2 separate regions of the Mus musculus genome follow, and region 1 is linked to region 2. A link is a loop called in an ENCODE intact Hi-C map of the cell type or tissue named here. Cell type or tissue: heart. All regions are shown on one strand. Each heading gives the region's core, and the rest is flanking DNA. Links, peaks and the distances in the headings are about the cores only.

Region 1 (2,779 bases), core at 280-2,779, 150 kb after region 2:
CAACCCAGTAAGTTGGTCACTGAAATCCATTCGGGGGTGGATTGGGTTGGGGTGAACTGTACTGGAACTAGATTATAAAAATGAACACAGTACCTGCCCTTAAGCACGTCCAGTTTTGTTTTGTTTTAAAACAACACCTTTAGTTATTCAAAGGCCTTTTGCAAATAGAAACAGCTAAAAACCTTAAAACAGTCTTTAGGCTTCACAGAGGAAGTGAGTTGTGGGCTGGAAACGAACAGGATTGTGAGAGTTTCCTATTTTGGAAAATGAAGACGATCATTCAGAACAGTGAGAATAGGGGTTTTAGAGGAAGGTTGAGAATATGTAACTGCAGCAGGGACTTGGATAGGTATGTCTGCAGCAATAGGTCCGGTTTGCAGGTCACCTATGCCCTGCGCAGACCTGTGTGCATCATCTCGCTGGCTCGCCACAGTCAGTAACAGCTAACGGTTGTTCTGTTTAGTTAGTGGCGCAGAGTCCACGCGCTTTCGGGGGCTGTGTGTGGTTAGGTGCGCGGAGATTCTCCAGGTTTCCCTCATCTTTTTAAAGATTCTCCAGGTCTCCCTCATCTTTTTAAAATGAAGAAGAAAAGCATTCAAATTAGCGGGAAGGCGGTTAACACCCACAGCCCCGACTCTGCCGAACGCATCGCCGGCTCCTCACATTCACCCGGTATCTCAGCGGCGGCCAGGGCCTAACAGCGCTAACCGCCACGGGGCTGCAACCGCTGCGGAACCGCGCGCAGCGGGCGTTGCACGGTCCCGACCGGAGCCCAGCGAGAGTCCAGGCTGGGATTCTGACGAGCAGTTCTTCCAGCCAATTGGAAGCCAGATCGACTTTCGCTCTTCCAATAGGAGGCGGAAGTTCGGCAAGGGGGCGGAAACTCTCGGGCCCTGGATCCCATCCCGCCCGGCGGCAGTCAAGGCGGGGTGGAGGCTCCGCCTGAGCGGCGGGGAGCGGATCAGGGAGGAGGGAAGACCGGAAGCCACGGCCCGGCCCCATCCTTACTTTCGCGTCCCCCCCGGGGCTGGGAGCCGCGAAGCTGGCGGAGGGAGAGGCTGGAGGCTGGCTGAGAGATAAAGGGAAGCGTCCCCTCAGCCCGCGCTCCCTTCTCAGTCACGGGCTCCTGGAGCGCGCCGCGGAGGACGCCGGGCCAGCTCAGACCCGCGCCGAGGAGGCGCAGCCCGCGGCGGGGACCGATCAGCGACATCTGAGGCCCGTCTCCCGCGCCGTCTCCACCGCCGCCGCCATGTCCTCCTCCTCCTCCTCCTCCCCCAAGGAGGAGACGTACGAGGAGGACCGGGAGTTCGAGAGCCAGGCCAAGCGCCTCAAGACCGAGGAGGGAGAGATCGTCTACTCGGCCGAGGAGAGCGAGAATCGCCAGGAAGCGACGCCTCAGGCGGGGAGCGATAGCGACAGCGGCGGCGGCGACGGAGGCGACGGAGACGGAGGCAGCGGCGGCGGCGGCGACGGCGAGGAAGGCGAAGGTGGAGAAGAAGGCGACGAAGGCGACGGCGATGAGGGAGGGAGCGGCGGCGACGAAGGTGGCAGCGGCGGTGGCCCTCGGAGCATGCCCCTGTCCACGGTAACAAAGCGCGGCGCCGCGCCGCGTCCCTCCAGCAGGGCCCGGCGGCGGGGGTTCGGCCTGGCCGCCTTTGCCGCTGCGTGCACGCCGAGCGCGTAGCTGGCGACTCGGACTGATTCTTTCCTTTATTGCCCACGATCCCCGAATCCCGAATGCCGGCTTTGGGTGGGCTTGGGGTGCCGGGCCTCCCGGAGTCCGGGCCCTGAACTTGGGGAGGGTAGCGGGGTGGGGGCGGCGGGGGCGGGCGGGTGTCGCTTCCGCTCCGGGAGGCTGCGCCGCGCGCCCTCGGCGGGATCCGCTCTTTGTTAGTTGAGCAACTCCGGCTCCGAGGCTGTGCTGGGGACCCGGCCTCCCCGACCCGCATCATCCTCACGCTGGGCAACCATAACGGGAAGGCTCTCGTGGCCTCGTCTCCGTGGGAACCGCGATGCAATGACAAATTGCGCCCTCGTGCTCTCCCCGTAGTTTAGCCCTCGCTAGTTTAATATCTTTCTATAGAAAAGGCTTTGTGGGCATGGGGTTCATTCAGGCCAGGCAATGGCCAAGATAAGTTTTCTTGTTACAGAAATGAGTGGGCCGGTGATCTAAGTGTGTGTGTGTGTGTCTGTCCCTGCTGTCAAATAAAAGGCGTTCAGATGACGAGAGTTCTTCATTCATAATGTACTTCAAGTTTGTCCCCCACAGAAGGAAATGAATGCAGAGCTGTGGGAATTCAGTCACACATTCCTCGAGTCCTCCTTTATCAGAAACGTTTAGCTGGAGGCTGGAGGAATGTGGACAGCGCAACCCACAACTTCAGTTCCATGGAGACTTTAAGGAAACAAACCAATCCGAACGGTTTTGACTCTTTTGGGGGCCTTTAAACGGTCTTGACGACTTAAGATATTATTTAAACACTTAATACATTTGAGATCAAATCTTAGCAGAAGTTGACGAAGTTATGCACACCTTCCAAAAATTAAGGTGTTCCAACCCTTTTTAATCAGAAGCCGCTTATCTTTCTAAAGTTCGAATTTTTGTTGGTCTAGCTTAAATAAAAAAAAAGTTACATGTATGGGTTCATAACAAGTACCCATGGCAGCCTAGTAAGGTTTTAGTGTTCCTTAGAGGTAGAGTTACAGGTAGTTTCATTGCGACTCACCAGATTCGAGTGCTGGGAGTCAAGCTCTTGGGCTGTCTTTGCAAGAGCACTGT
Region 2 (2,802 bases), core at 217-2,716:
GTCTACAGAGTGAGTTCCAGGATAGCCAGAACTGCGCAGAGAAACCCTGTCTCAAAAAACCAAACCAAACAAAACAAAAAAATTGATGTAAAAAGATTATGAATACTCTGCCTTCCTTTTTTTGTTGTTCTAAATTCAAAGATAGGGTTTTTCCTATGCAGATCATAGGATTATAATACTATAATACTATGTAACCCAGGCTGGCCTCTAATTATTTTCCTGTCTTAGCCATAACCCCCAACTTTAATGTGGTAATAGCCAAGATTTTTTTTTAGATTTATTTATTTATTTATTTATTTATTTATTATATGTAAGTACACTGTAGCTGTCTTCAGACACTCCAGAAGAGGGAGTCATATCTCAGGATCGGATGGTTGTGAGCCACCATGTGGTTGCTGGGATTTGAACTCCTGACCTTCGGAAGAGCAGTCGGGTGCTCTTACCCACTGAGCCATCTCACCAGCCCCCAATAGCCAAGATTTAACAACTGTGGCATAATAATAATCACTCAATAGCTTATATTAGCAAATGTTAGAATATGTGTTGACCCAAGTAGATTCATTTAAACTCAAATCTAGAGGCTGGGCATGGTGGCATACACATTTAATCCCAGCACTCAAGAGACAGAGGCAGGTGGGTCTCTCTGAGTTCCAGGCTAGCCTGGTGTACCGAGAGAATTCCAAGATAGCTAGGGCTACTCAGAAAGACTCCAATCTTGAAAAACAAACAAACAAAATCCCAAACAAACAAAAAAGTGGAATTAGACTTTATAGAATTGCTATTCCTTCAGAGAGAATACAAATGTTTATAATTATTGCTCAATGCCTTTCAGAGAGAAGCAGATTAGAAGAATATTTCTCTAGCATGAAAAAAAGCTCTGGGTTGTATACATAGTGAATCTGTGGGAGGCCTGGACTGCAGAAGTTCCTGTGGCAAGCAAACACAGGAAGATTGAGGCAGAACAATATACTGTGTAGTAAGACTGAGGCAGAACAATATACTTCACTGTGTAGAGTTTCTATTTTCTTGCCAGAGATTTTTGTTGAGACACTATAATTTTAAATATTTGAAAATCAACATACATATAAATTAGTAGTACTTAAGAGTCTTTGCTTTTAAAAAGGGGGGGAGGGGCTAGAGATATGGCTCAGCAGTTAAGAGCACTGACTGCTCTTCCAGAGGTCCTGAGTTCAATTCCCAGCAACCACATGGTGACTCACAACCATCTATAAGGTATCTGATGCCCTCTTCTGGTGTGTCTGAAGACAGCCACGGTGTACTCGTATAAATAACAAATGAATCTTTTTTTTTTTTTTAAAAGAGTCTCATGCTTTATTGACCAAGAAGGACTCCTTTAGAGAAAGCACTCCACACCTGAATCCACACACAGCAAATGAAAACGGAGATGAAATACACGTACCTAGGAACTTCCTCTTTTATGTGTAAAATTTCCAACCCTTGAGTATTCCAAGTAGTTACGATGTAATGTTTTTTGTTTTTTGTTTTTTGTTTTTTTTGGTTTGTTTGTTTTTTGCTGGTTGATAAAAAGAACTTGGGCTGGTGAGATGGCTCAGTGGGTAAGAACACTGACTGCTCTTCCTAAGGTCATCCCTGAGTTCAAATGATGAGTTCAAATCCCTGCAACCATATGGTGGCTCACAACCACCGGTAATGAGATCTGACTCCCTCTTCTGGAGTGTCTGAAGTCAGCTACAGTGTACTCACATATAATAAATAAATAAATCTTAAAAAAAAAAGAACTTAGCTCTCTTTTTAGAGTTGAATTTTGGCAAATGCAGAATTCAAAGGCAGATTTTAAGCAACTCAGGGAGACTGATACGTATTGAGTGGCTGAGCTGTAAGGTTTTAAGTAAAAATTCACACACAACTTTTAAAAAATCCAAAGCACTAGAAGGGAAAAATAAATTTGTGCTTCAGATGCAAGAATTGTCTCGGCTCAGTATGCTTGCAAACTTTTACAGTTTTGCCACAACTTTAACATTGCCAGAACCCCTTCTCCACAACCCTATCCCTTTGTTTCAGCAAACCCCCAAGTACTCAGATCAAACTAACAAATTAGTGACTCAGTGCAAAAAGGAGAGGTATTATGCAGACTCCCCGGGGGAAGTCATCCCTTTTGAGGCCCGTGATGCAATAACCATTAGACATAACTGTGGAGTAAGGGTTATTTTCACACTGGTCTTAGTTTAATTACCTCTGTTGAGCCTTAAAGATCACTGAACACAGACTAGGCCAGGTACCCCAAAGGTGGCGACCGGGACAGCAGCGGTTAAATTTTACGGACTTTCACAGAACGGTCTAGTGTACCTGTACTTAGGTTACGGTCGCTGTCAGTTCCTAGATTAAAATGAAGAGGTAAAAGGGTTGGGAGAGGTTAGGAGGACCCACAGGGTTCAGGAAAGGGGAAGGGGAGGGGAGGGAGCAGGAGACCGCCGGAAGGCCACAGGTTTATGGGCAAGATCCCGGCGTTCCCATGGAAACGTATCCCTCCGCTCCGCTCGCAGAGTCTCGCTCTAAGTTCCCTCCGCCCCGCCTCTAGGCTGTTTCCGCCCAGCTTCTTTGTGCCGCGCAGAACGTTGACACAACGCATGCGCAGAAAAAAAGAATCCCCGCCCGCCGCCTATATAAGCGCGACTCCGGCCTCTTCCTTGTAGTGCCGCCGGGATTGCAGGCAGAGGAGGTTGCGCAGCCGCTTCCGTGCTACTCGCGCTGTGAGCATTCCAAGCTAGAGCCGAGTACACGGGCCGGCCATCATGTCACGCTACGGGCGGTATGGAGGAG

The links. Hi-C counts contacts between places; a loop is a spot of excess contacts. Peaks named below come from ENCODE experiments on the same cell type or tissue, not always from the same donor. Only the 100,000 strongest peaks of a DNase experiment are listed, where the experiment ranks them.
Region 1: a loop joins it to region 2, with 3.0 times the contacts of the local background. A loop is called at or near these places in 2 of 42 quality-filtered maps.

What each region holds. Positions count from the first base shown.
Region 1 is chr17:80,060,463-80,063,241 of GRCm38, reverse strand. It overlaps Hnrnpll (heterogeneous nuclear ribonucleoprotein L-like), which reads left to right and starts at 974. Exons shown (of 13, transcript NM_144802.4): 1 at 974-1,585. The coding sequence starts at 1,250. It overlaps 4933407O12Rik, which reads right to left and starts at 1,020. Exons shown (of 2, transcript XM_006525248.3): 1 at 670-1,020; 2 at 1-569. The coding sequence starts at 1,002. The coding sequence ends at 444. In heart, for the core only: a CTCF peak has its summit at 1,646; DNase peaks (open chromatin) are centred at 921 and 1,881; H3K4me3 peaks cover 2,500 bases; H3K27ac peaks cover 2,500 bases.
Region 2 is chr17:80,207,175-80,209,976 of GRCm38, reverse strand. It overlaps Srsf7 (serine and arginine-rich splicing factor 7), which reads left to right and starts at 2,672. Exons shown (of 8, transcript NM_146083.2): 1 at 2,672-2,802. The coding sequence starts at 2,775. It also overlaps a transcript of Gemin6 not described here. In heart, for the core only: a CTCF peak has its summit at 1,263 (motif pointing left); a DNase peak (open chromatin) is centred at 2,606; H3K4me3 peaks cover 910 bases; H3K27ac peaks cover 966 bases.